Linked DNA regions of Homo sapiens: regions 1 and 2 are each linked to region 3. A link is an interaction called in ENCODE POLR2A ChIA-PET data of the cell type or tissue named here. Cell type or tissue: OCI-LY7. All regions are shown on one strand.

Evidence for each region. ChIA-PET counts read pairs that join two places held together with the same protein. Peaks named below come from ENCODE experiments on the same cell type or tissue, not always from the same donor. Only the 100,000 strongest peaks of a DNase experiment are listed, where the experiment ranks them.
Region 1: POLR2A ChIA-PET joins it to region 3 with 6 read pairs; 3 of 35 experiments call an interaction of 5 or more read pairs at or near these places.
Region 2: POLR2A ChIA-PET joins it to region 3 with 5 read pairs; 3 of 35 experiments call an interaction of 5 or more read pairs at or near these places.

The regions. Positions count from the first base shown.
Region 1 is chr12:75,759,318-75,763,317 of GRCh38, forward strand. All of the region lies in intron 1 of LOC105369844 (a long non-coding RNA gene), which reads right to left. Among named protein-coding and RNA genes, the nearest start is that of KRR1, 250 kb to the left of the region's middle. In OCI-LY7, no CTCF peak of the experiment used is centred here; DNase peaks (open chromatin) are centred at 1,504 and 1,794; H3K4me3 peaks cover 1,883 bases; H3K27ac peaks cover 2,949 bases.
Region 2 is chr12:75,639,370-75,643,369 of GRCh38, forward strand. The region is part of intron 8 of LOC105369844 (a long non-coding RNA gene); the gene reads right to left. Among named protein-coding and RNA genes, the nearest start is that of KRR1, 130 kb to the left of the region's middle. RefSeq lists a silencer at 2,886-3,086. In OCI-LY7, no CTCF peak of the experiment used is centred here; a DNase peak (open chromatin) is centred at 1,882; H3K4me3 peaks cover 1,165 bases; H3K27ac peaks cover 1,292 bases.
Region 3 is chr12:75,810,806-75,814,805 of GRCh38, forward strand. The region is part of intron 1 of LOC105369844 (a long non-coding RNA gene); the gene reads right to left. Among named protein-coding and RNA genes, the nearest start is that of PHLDA1-AS1, 220 kb to the right of the region's middle. In OCI-LY7, no CTCF peak of the experiment used is centred here; no DNase peak of the experiment used is centred here.

The sequences.
Region 1 (4,000 bases), 51 kb before region 3:
TTCTATGATGGGGGTTAATTATAGTTCCCTTTGTTTCCATTAGAGGGATTGGTATATTGCACAGAGCTACAGCTAGATTAGTTTTACCTTAGCGTAGTGTAGTGGTTTAAAGCTTGGACTTAGATTCAAGTAGACATGAGTTTGAGTCCTGGTACTACCGCTTAATTGTTACATGACCTTAAGCAAGTTATTTTTTTTAACTTAGTTCCTCTTCTGAAAAATATAAACTAATACCCGCCTTAAAACTTTTACTGATCAAATGAGATGATCCATGTAAAACTCTTCATGCCTAGCATTTAAAAAGTATTCCATCAGTGTTCTCATTATCATTATCTACTTGTACGGCATCATCCCTTCACCACTTCTCACTTCAAATGTAATATTCTAATAGAAAGTACAACAACCAATCATTTTACATTAATTATATTGCAGTTCTTTGTCTTTTTTGTCCCCTGCCAAGCCAACAATTTTACCTAAGAATGTTCTTCAAGAAACACTGCTCTTAATTCTTCCATGCAATAGATTCCTTTAAGCAAGTATAGGATTCAACAGAGTCCTAAAAAGAGGTTAGGAATATGCATTGAGTCATGTCCCTGTAGAGCTGGAAAGCGGAGCAACCAGTGCTGAAAGAGAGTGCAAAAGCTGCCTTAAGAATTTGGAGCCAGAGTCTTTGAGAACTTCTCAAGCATAGGAATCAAAGAAAAAGACCATGGAAACCTTCAAAGTCACATGTGGGATACTAGGAGTATGAATCATAAAAAGTAAAAATAGTGCCTTTGGTTTGCCCTAGCTTGATGACTTTGCTTTAGCTCACTAGCTGACTCAATGAAAACCATCAGTCAATTCTGTTGTTTTGCATTTTGAGAATATGATAATTGACTGACTGTTTCACTTTGGCCATCTTGTGAGTAAGCAGTATACCCCACCTTGATTATCACAGAGTAGCTGCCTGAATTACATGGTAAAAATATGCACATTCACCTTCAATGTCTTAGCTGGAAATGCCTCCTCTTTGTGTCCTAGAAAGACCCTGTCCCTTTCATTTTTTTTTTTTTTTTTTTTTCTGCAGGAAATCTGGACCATCTGCTGGGGAGAAATCTGTTTCTTTGCAGGATAAAATGCTCCCTACAAATGTAAAAGCTTTTATATCCCAGGACTGTTATTCAAAGCACCTTTAAGCTCAGCTTCTTACAGCGCCGTCTGAAAAAATACAAAACAACAGCTATGTCTTTCAAGTAAAATCAATGGTTTCCTCACAAACTAGACTATGTGTCATACAACATAAAATGCAATTATATTTTGGATCAGACTGAGCAGTAACAGGACTAGGGTAACAATGTTATCAGCATTTACCTTGTTAAATTCATATCCGAGGACAGAGGCTTGCTCATTTCACATGATATCTTACCTGATTAACTGCAAGCAAATGGATATGGTTTCTGTTCTGCCTTTCTGCCCCAGAAAGGGGCCAAAATATACATAGGCTTAGAAAAAGGCAGGTGTTTCTCCACACAATTGGATCTGACTTGAACATTTTGCACAGAAAAACCGCGAAGACTCTGGGTGACATATTCTATGCTTAACTATGTGTTTAACATTTATAGGTCATTTAGTCCTCATCTGTATTATAATTTTGCTGTGTGCCACAAATGCAAAATGAGTTTTAGTGCTTTTTGATATATGACTACAGTTTATTACATTTCCATAAAGCTGTCCAATATTTACTAGGGTTTTATACCTATATTAAATGATTTTCTTCAACCGCCAAGGAGATGATATTGCCATAGTAACAGTGTAATTTTCTAAACCCCATTTTCAGGTGTCTTTGGTTTCATCCAAGTGGTACATTTTCCATTTAACGTAGCAGTACATAAAGTCATTAACGTGACAGTTGAGTACCTTTATGTCTGTGCTAAGAACACTGACGGAAACATTACCTTTGGGTCATATGAAACAATTATTGGAAAAAGCTGCAGGAGATAGTAAACAGCTTAGGAAATTCAAATTTTCTCCTTATAAGCAAATGACAAAGAAAGAACACCTTGAAAGTTCACCTTGCCTACTGGACATCTCTCTGAGCCTTGGCAATGAGACAAGGAAAGTGACCCCTTCTTTCCAGTGTCTTACGGGGTACCCTAGCACTGGGTACCCTAAATCCTGATCTTGGGGTGCTCAATATCAGGAAAAGTTTGTACCAGTGTCAACACAGACCTCTGATCCCTCTACTGGTTTTTATTTCCTTCACAAGCTATAAATACAGATTTTTAAAATTTTGTTCGTATGTTTGTTTTTTATCTATTCATAGACCTCCATAGTTAATCCAGAGTGAAGTAGTGAGTTCCATGGGAGCAGGTACCATCTCTGCCTTTTATCTTACATTCTGAGCATTAAGCACAATCTCTGGCACATAATAGGTGTTGAATAAATAAATAATTTAAGTGAATGATGTAACATTCCTTCCACGTGTAGACCCGCAGCCCTGTAGACCCCTGGTTAGCAAAAAAATAAATAAATAAATAAAATAAAATACTGTTTCCCTTCAGGGGGAATAAAGGTGCAATAAACTTAAATTATTTCATTATAGGATTTCAGTAGGAAAGGCTTAAAAAAAAAGCTGCAACTCCAAACATAAATTGTGTTTCAACCATCCTTGGGCTAGGATCCCTGTCCCAGTCCCACCAGCCCCTCAATGATGGCATGGGCCAGGCAGAGTGGTTTATATGGTGGATGTCTCTATCTGCACTAATGTTGCAAACCAGCCTGCTCTTGACTAGCTTTTGCCTTAGGCACACCCTGCACATCATGGCAGCTTGATTCACTAAGTCATATTTCCATATTGAAAGCTTTGACTATAGCAGAAAGGATGCCTCCATCCCTCCCACCTATTCTATGTGTGAAGGACACTAGTTTCCTCCATGGAAAGACATCATCCATAAAGGTCTCAAAAGAGACAGAACAATAAATCTAGTCTTGCATTTTCAGAATTGTTTTCCTATCTAAAGAAAAATAACTTTAAATTAAAGTGAGTATTAAGTCAATATACCTCCAAGTTTCAAGTAAAAGGGAGAGTGTTCAGATACAAAGAAGCCTGTTACTAATACCAGGTATCTTCATGTGGAAAAATTCCTATCATTCAAAGCAGGAAGCTGTACTAGTGGATCTCACTAAGGCAATAGCTAGAAGGTTCAAGGCATAGTGCTCAAAAGGCCAAGCCAGCCTGGGTTCCATCCCCATAAGAAGCAGTTAGCTTGTGCTGCTTCATGGCCATAGCTGTTCCACTCACTGGGCAGCCCTCTCATTCCAGTGGTCAAAAAGGGAATCCAGCAAGAGAACATGGGTAGGTAGCGCACCAGGAGAGAAAAGACATCTTAGCTCTCACACTTGATTCACAACAAACCAGAAGGGTAATTTTCACATGTGAAGGACAGCACGTTAGCTGACAGATCAATAGTATTATCAGGAAGATAAAAATGTAATAAACATTCCAAATTTCATTCTTATTGAACCACAGGAAGATAAACAAAAAGGTTATGGAAGTATCAGTCCTGAATATATTCTATTTCTAAACTGAATCCCATATATGTCCTTTCTAAAATTCAAATTTATAAATAGGACATTAGTATAAGCTACTGTGATCAAGTACAATAAGTAGGCATAATTGACACAGTAATTGATGTTTGATGAAAAAACACAAGGTAACTGCATAATTTCAAATATAAGAGAGAATTGTTTTTCCAAAAACCAACTGGAGATGTTGGTTCTTTCTTTAATATCTTATTTTCAGAAGACATGAGTACTTCTATTTATTTATAACTCTTCCTCTGTTAGTTCTGCAAGAGGAAAATCTCATGGCACACCTTCAATATTTTATCTCTTGGATTAATTGTAACAATATAATAATATTTCCTTTTGTCATATTAATAAAAAACAAGAGCTTTGCTACAAAAGTTACTATTTAATGAAAATCCAGTGTAATAAATACAATATGTTTTTATTATCA
Region 2 (4,000 bases), 170 kb before region 3:
CTCTCTCCATTCCAGAGGTACATTCTTATTTTTATGAATTGGCTAGTGACTGGAGCTGGTTAAAAAATGGTGCAAACTCTGTGAGTTCACTAGCACTTTGTTAAATGAAATTGATCACTTGTAAAATACAGTAATTGCATTAAACAACTGTCATTAACCATAAGATCCCCTTGATGATGTCTCTTACACAGCTCCACAGGGAAAGCACTAAAAGTACACACATGCACACACATGCGCACATATACACTAGCCAAAATGTTTCCTGAGTATAAAATAAGACAGGAGAAAACACAGTAGAGTAGTAGAGACTCTCAGCAGGAACTACATTTGAAAAAATAATGATAAATGATATCATGATAAAAATGATGTCCTTAATAAAGCTACTAACACTACTTTACATAAATAATGGCCACTTGTAGATAAATTTTAGAATCATAGAATCTGCTTCCTAATTTTAGAGATGAGAAAACAAAAAGCCAAAAGAGTATCCACTAGGCCACACTGCCACTCAGCGAGTTAGCAGGAGCAGCAGGATGCAAATCTAGGTATAAGCAGAGTGTGAGTTTGGTGGTATGAAGGAAACACTGGAGCTGAACAAAAGATCATTGAAAAATCACTATTCACCTTACACTGAGGCCAATCTGCAAAATATTTTATCATTTATTAAACAATTTAAGCACTGAATCACAGACTATTTCCGGTACAAAATATTTAATAATGAGTGTATCGTGTGTGTGTGTGTGTGTGTGTGTGTACGTGTGTGTTTAAAGACAGGATTACTTATCGTTAGGAATAGGTTATTTTCCATAAAAAGGAAGTTTGGGCATATGGTACTGATTAAAAATGTTACTATGGTATATATAAAATAAAAACAGAAAAATACCATCAGTTTGAAATCATATGAAAGAAAACATGGCATTTTTTGCCTAATCAATGTTTATTTACAAAATACTCTGCAGGTATTCACACCTTTTCTCCTGGAATTTAGAATGCAATTAGTCATACAACATAAACCTAAAGAAAAAAATTACAAGCGTAGTAAAAATGCAACTTGTTTAGAATTTTGAAAATTGTGTAGAAAAGAGTTTCACACAATTATTCAGCATGAACTAGCTTGTTGTTATCAGTCAACAATAACCAAAAAAGTCAAATGCCTTCATGGGAGGAACATTTCAAGGTAAACTATAGTCAACTGAGATTTTTTAATATCTCAAGCTCAAAAGCAAGAGCATATATCCGAAAATCAAGTATTAATGATTTATTTATATCTCTTAACAGTGTTGTGGCAATTGAGGGAAAGGAAGGAGGTAATATGAAATGAGGAGATAGCTAGATGATATTTATGGAATGCATATAATTCAGGCATAATTATTTTCATGTTGGTTTTATGAAAACTTATAGTACATTATAACTAATCATGTTCCAGAAAATGCAAATAAGATAATAGTTGAGAAGGAATAGACATCAAATGCTTCTTTAATAAACCACAGCCATTTTCTCTAAGCAGGGAAAATGCTTTAATTGAATTTCATCTTATTAGAAAGACATTATTTCCTCCAGAGTCATAAAGTATATACAAGGAAGATTAGGAATTGTGCCTGTTGGGGCTATTTTGTAAGCACCACAATCTACTGTGGTGCTACTGTGGCTAGCGTAGGTAGAAAAATGAATTTATTGAAAGATATTAGACAGCTCAGAGAACTGTTGGGTGGGCTGAGGAATAGTCTCAAGATTAGCCCCTCCGGAACCATTCCTCAGAACCACACCAAAGAACTGGCCTGAGCAGGAAGTTACCATGGCCACCACCACCCCCACATTAGCAAAAGGAATGAATCATCCCCAGTTTGTTTCTTGCTACAGTTCACCTCCACGGTTAAGTCTCACTTCCGCCTCTAACTTACAAAACCATAGTTACACATCTGCAGCTTAGCCACAAGGGAGTCTGAGAATGCAGATTTTTTTTTTTTCTTTTCAAATTACCCTTGGAAAATGGAGCTCACAATGTGGAGAAGTATCAAATGAATAGAGGGTGTTGAAGGCATGTGGAAAATTTGGTAGGCAAAATTCTAAGATCTTCCACTATCTCCACTCCCTGATGTTATACCCAAGATTAGTTATATGGCAACAGGGATTTTGTAGATGTAATTAAGGGCCCTAAATAGTTTACTTTGAGTTCATCAAAAGGGTGATTATCCTTGGTGGGCTTGACCTAACCAGGTGAACCCTTAGAAGAGAATGTGCCCTTTCTGAGAGGAGATTTGAAGCATAAGAGAATTTTCCTGCTGGTCTTAAAGACACAAAGTCCACAAGATCGACAGCTGCAGGGAAACAAATTCTGCCAATGACCCCATGAGCTTGGAAGAGGGTCCTAAGCCTCAGATAAGACCCCAGCCCCAGCTGACACCTTAATTTTAGCCTTACAGGACCCTGAACAGAGAACCTAGTTATATTCTACCCAGAATTCCAACCAACAAAGCTATGAGATAATAAGCTAAGTTTTAAGCCACTAAGCTTGTGGTAATGTGTTATGCAGCAATATAAAATTAATCCAGGCAGCTACCAATGACAGGCATCTCTGAGAGTTGTCATGTATCAATGTTGGATAATAAATTATCCATAATCTTGTTAAGCATTTCCAAAAGGCAAAATAATTATAGTAAAGGTAATTTATATTTTCATAACCATTGTTAACTTCTCTTTAGGTACTATTCAGTGGTTACTCTCTGGTATAAACTGAGATTTAGAAATAAAAAAAGAAAACAGTTATTTAACAAATTTTTTGTACTACAATGTATTATCTAAATATGTGTGTGTGTGTGTGTGTGTGTGTGTGTGTGTGTGTGTGTCCAAGAGCTTATTACTATGGTAAAAATTAAAATATAAGTTTGATTTTATAACACCCATAATAAAAATATCTATCAGGAAGGACAGCTATAAGAAAAAGAAGGAAAATAAGCAAGTTAATAAGGAGGCAAACCAACTTTCTAATTGAGGAACAATTTATCACATGGTTTCATGCAGCTTACATTCTGACTAATTGATCATAATTTTATCAACCACGAGGTTAACAAGTAAAATATTCCTGGAATAGAAATAGACATGCTCTTACTCATCTCCCACAGCAGTTTCTTTAATGACATCTAAGAAAACAGCACAGTTCTAAAAACAATAATTACAGTCCATTTTAAAAAATTAGTTGAAATTACTTAGGTAAGGCTGTCTCATTTTAGAACAAAAACTAACTATGTAGTTTTTATATCAAGTTGGTTTAAAGCCCAAGACAAAACAAAGCAAAAATAATATGAACAAAGCCTCAAAAGAAGTTATAGGAGATCTATGGGAAAATCTATACTTCCCCGCTCAACTTTGAAGCTTGAATGTCCTATCAACCTGACATTTAATGACTTGTTTTGAGAACAGAATAATAATTTGTGACCCTTATTCCTAAGCAAGACATGCTAAAGATTACTGCATCTTGAGATGTACGAATTTCTGTATATTCAATCTCAGGAGACTCTATAACTCCACCATCCAAGATTAGCAACTAATTGCCACTAGTGACATGTGGCTATTTAGCCCTTGAAGATTGGCTAGTCCAAATTGAGACTGGCTGTAAGAATAAAATACACACAGATTTTGAATATTTAGTTTGGAGGGGAAAAACTCATTAATAAGTTTTATATTGATTATATGCTGAAATAATATAAATTATATTATTTTCACATGATAGTTAAAATACATTAACAACATAATTCATCTGTTTTCTAACTTTTTAAAAAATACGGCACCATGAAAATTTAAAACTTTACACATTACATGTCTATTGGATAACACTGTTCTGTAACATATGAAAATTCCACAGTTTTGTTTCAGAGATTCCATCATCACTTATGGAATCATGTCTTACTAAGCTATTTAAAGAATATCCCTTTGGCCAGGCGCAGTGCCTCATGACTGTAATCCCAACACTTTGGGAGGTCGAGGTGGGCGGATCATTTGA
Region 3 (4,000 bases):
AGGGTATCTGGCAATATCTACCAAAATTACAGATGCATTTGAACCACAATGCTACTCCTGGGAATCTATCCCACAGTTACTGTTACCTATGTATCACAGCATAGATGGTTAAAGATATCAACTAGAGAACTGTTTCTTATAGCAAAAACTGGAAATGACCTCCAAAAATAGGGGACTGGTCAAAAGAACTATGGTGTATCTGTATAACTGAATATGGTACACAAATAAAAAAAGAATGAAGAAGCTCTCTATGTATCAATATGGCAAGATCTCCAAAATATATTGTTCAATAATGAAAAAGCTTGGTGCAAAATAGTGTAATATGCTATCTTTTCTGAAAAAAGAGAGGAGGAAATAAGAATGTATATGTATGCTTGTACATGCAATAAGAAACACTGCAGCTGGACACAATGGTGTGCACCTGTAGTCCTCAGCTACTCAGGAGGCTGAGGCCAGAGGATCACTGAGTCCAGCAGCTCAAGGCTGTAGTGCACTATGGAGGCACCTGTGAATAGCCACTTCGCTCCAGCCCAGGCAACGTCATGAGACCCTGTCTCGAAAATAAAATAAAAAACACTGGAAAAATAGCAAGAGACTAATTGAAATTACTTATTAAGGGCAGAAAGAAACTGGGTAGATGAAGAGCAAGGTGGGAGCAACATATCTCAATCTAGATTTTTAAATTTTGTTTTTATTTTCACCTTGTAAAGTGTAGTACATAACAAAAAATATATTTGTAGGCCAGGTGCGGTGGCTCATGCCTCTAATCCCAGCACTATGGGAGGCCAAGGCGGGTGGATCACTTGAGGTCAGGAGTTTGAGACCAGCCTGGCCAGCATGGTGAAACCCCGGCTCTACTAAAAACAAAAAAAATTAGCCGGGTGTAGTGGCACATGCCTGTAATCCCAGCTACTGGGGAGGCTGAGGCAGGAGAATCACTTGAACCCAGAGGCAGAGGTGGCAGTGAACCAAGATCATGCCACTGCACTCCAGCCTGGGTGACAGAATGAGACCCTGTCTCAAAAAAAAAAAAAAAAAAAAAAAAAAGAGGCAGAGGTTGCAGTGAACCAAGATCATGCTACTGCACTCCCGCCTGGGTGACAGAATGAGAGCCTGTCTCAAAAAAAAAAAAAAAAAAAGAAAAGAAAAGAAAAGAAAAAGGAAAAGAAATATACATTTTTAAAAACCAAAGTAAAAAATTAAAATCTCCTTTTCTATATCATCCACTTAAAAATTAGCATAGTGTGCTATGATGGCACCTGTGAATAGCCACTTCACTCCAGCCCAGGCAATATCATGAGGCCCCATCTCTAAAACAAAACAAATTTAAAAAAAGAAAGAAACTGGAAAAATAACAAGAGAGCACTTAACTTCTATAAAACACATCTCATTTGAGAAGACAGGAAATTGTGTTGAAAACAACCCCATGGTATCCTCCATGCACCCAAACAAATAAACAAAAGATTTCTGCCATGTGATTTTGAGGACCACTCCCTGCCAGCTAAGCAGAAAGAAAGCAAGGGCACAGGTGGTGTTCTGGGAATTAGAGTCATATAGGAACTGATTTATATTCCTCTCCCATTTGTATGTAGACCCCAGTAACCCAACAGCGTGGCCAGCATCTGGGAGGAGATAAAACGCAGTGTGTTTTGCCTTTTTCAGCTAGGATGAGGTTTCATTCTCTCATCGTTTTACATTTGCACGATAGGAGATCTGTTCTGCTTCTTATGTTAATTGAAATCGGCTGCTTTGGGCTCTGACACAGGCATTTAGCGCTAACAGTCAATTGCTCTTTCCTCAGCCATCTGGCAAAAGAGTTGAAACCAGCAATTTTCTGAGTCAGAATTAGACATCTGAAAACAAACGTGCACATAGGCAAACCTCTTAGAAGTGCAGAATGAAAGAAAGTAGCAGGTAGCAGGATGCTATAAAGCCAACTCTGAAGCAATGGGATCTCTAATAGGGGAACCCAAAAGGGTACGTTGGCTTCTGACACCACTACCACCCTTTCCAGTATGCATCAGAAGCACTGGGAATCAGGCTGTCTCTCTCTCCCTTACCTTCCCTGCTAAATGGCAGGAGCTACCCTAGCTTTGGCCTCATTTGGCTTTCCCTTGTAGACAGGTGTACTACTCTCTCAGATATTCTCACCTTTAGTACTTGAGCAGCCACTTCAAGTTCAGCAGGAATTTATGGAGCACTCGAGCTTCTGTGATAGCATCTTCTCCTGGTTCTTCAAAATCCCTGACTGTTCTTTTTCTCCTCCCCCTCATGTATTCCCCTTTCTCCATCTGCCCTTTAAATGTTGGTGTTTCCTCAACTTCTGTCCTCGGCTCATCTTACATCATATATTTACTCTCCTGTTGCAGGTTTGAGGCTGCAAACAGGAGAGTAAGTATATGGTGTAAGATGAGCTGAGGCCTAAAGGACCATGCAAATAGTGCTGGTTTCATTCTTAAGAGGGGGACTCATTCTAGACCCTTTCTGACACAGGCTGCTTTTTTCTATGGGCCCATTCAGAGTTTCATGATGAAGCACCAAACTCTCTTCACACAAAAGCAGCAGTGACTCTATATCTGGCTGCCATTTCCTGCCTTCCAATTGAAGTCTTTCCTAGTAAAGAGTTAGGACACCCCCAAACCTGGGCAGAACATATCCCCCACCCCCAACCACCAATGTCAATGGCTCAAAAGCTACACAAGTAAACCTTAAGTATTAGTAAAGCACAAATCATGTCACTTCCAGATGGAAGACTGTGTCATTCCTGAATCAAACACTCATTTGTGGTACCCATTATGGTGCCATTTGGCCCTACAAATCCTCTATACAGAAAGTGCAAATAATACACAAGTGCTCATCAGGTTAATCTGAGTGGTAGCTGTGTCCACGTGTGCCTGTCCATGCATCCCTCCCAAAGATTAGCTAAGCATCCGCTCCAAGCATCTTTCATCTGCTGAACCCTCTTGCTCTGCCTTTACTCTGGTCCTTATATCCACATCACTAAGAGGGAAGGTTAGTGTAGAAGACAGACAGGATGTATGAAGTTTGGATAACACAGGATTTGGGGAGTGTGGTCTTTCTGCCCACATGCACCCTGCCCTAAGTGAGTTATGTTCTTCTTTCCCCTTGTTTATTGCTCTGTTTTGAATTGATTCAATGAAGTATGAGATTCCAACATATTCATTCCAGCTATGAGCCTTCCTGTTCTGTGACCTCTGTAATAAGTTGCCTGGTATGGTACTTGTAGGCTATCCTTGCATCAGAGTGATTTCCCACAAGACATTTTATTGGCTTCATCTGTATTTTACCTTATGATTACATGCTACTATTCTTTTTTGCATTTTCAGATTTCCCTTTAATAATTTTGTAATCTAGAAAGTAAGTGTGCTTTTCAAAAGGGTAACATGATCTACTGTGTCTTATTGAACCCCAGGCACTAAGGGTTGAAACTAAGTTTTATCCAGACTAGTTTCCTGTGGAGCAACACAGCAAATAGGATGGTGGTCAAGTTTGCACAGGTTGGCTTCTCACCTTATGTAAGAATGTCAGAGATGGTCCACTTGCTGTCTGTCCCCTCACTCCCTGCTGTAGTCAGATGTTTATGACTTATCTGTAGACCCCAGACTCAACTAAAGCATAGGAGCAGCTCAATGCTGGGTTCTTGGTGCTAGCATCTACCGCAATTCAGGGTGAAAATACTGGGGTAGGGGAGATGACATTACGAAGACTGACTAGCCACTGGGCAAGGTGCTCACAGCCTCAGATGCTGGACACAATCAGCCGTGTGTGTCACTGTGGACTTGGCTAACTGTGAATCTCCTTCCTCTGGCATTTCCTATTTTTATTCTCAGAAGGTAACTATAATTTTAGAGGATGCAAAATGGCAATCCACACCATGTCATCGTTAAACAATTAAGGAATTTCACATTTTTTAAAATCCAGATTTCTTGCTTCTCTTGACAAATGAGAGCTCTGGACATGCAATCCCCCGTGGCAACAA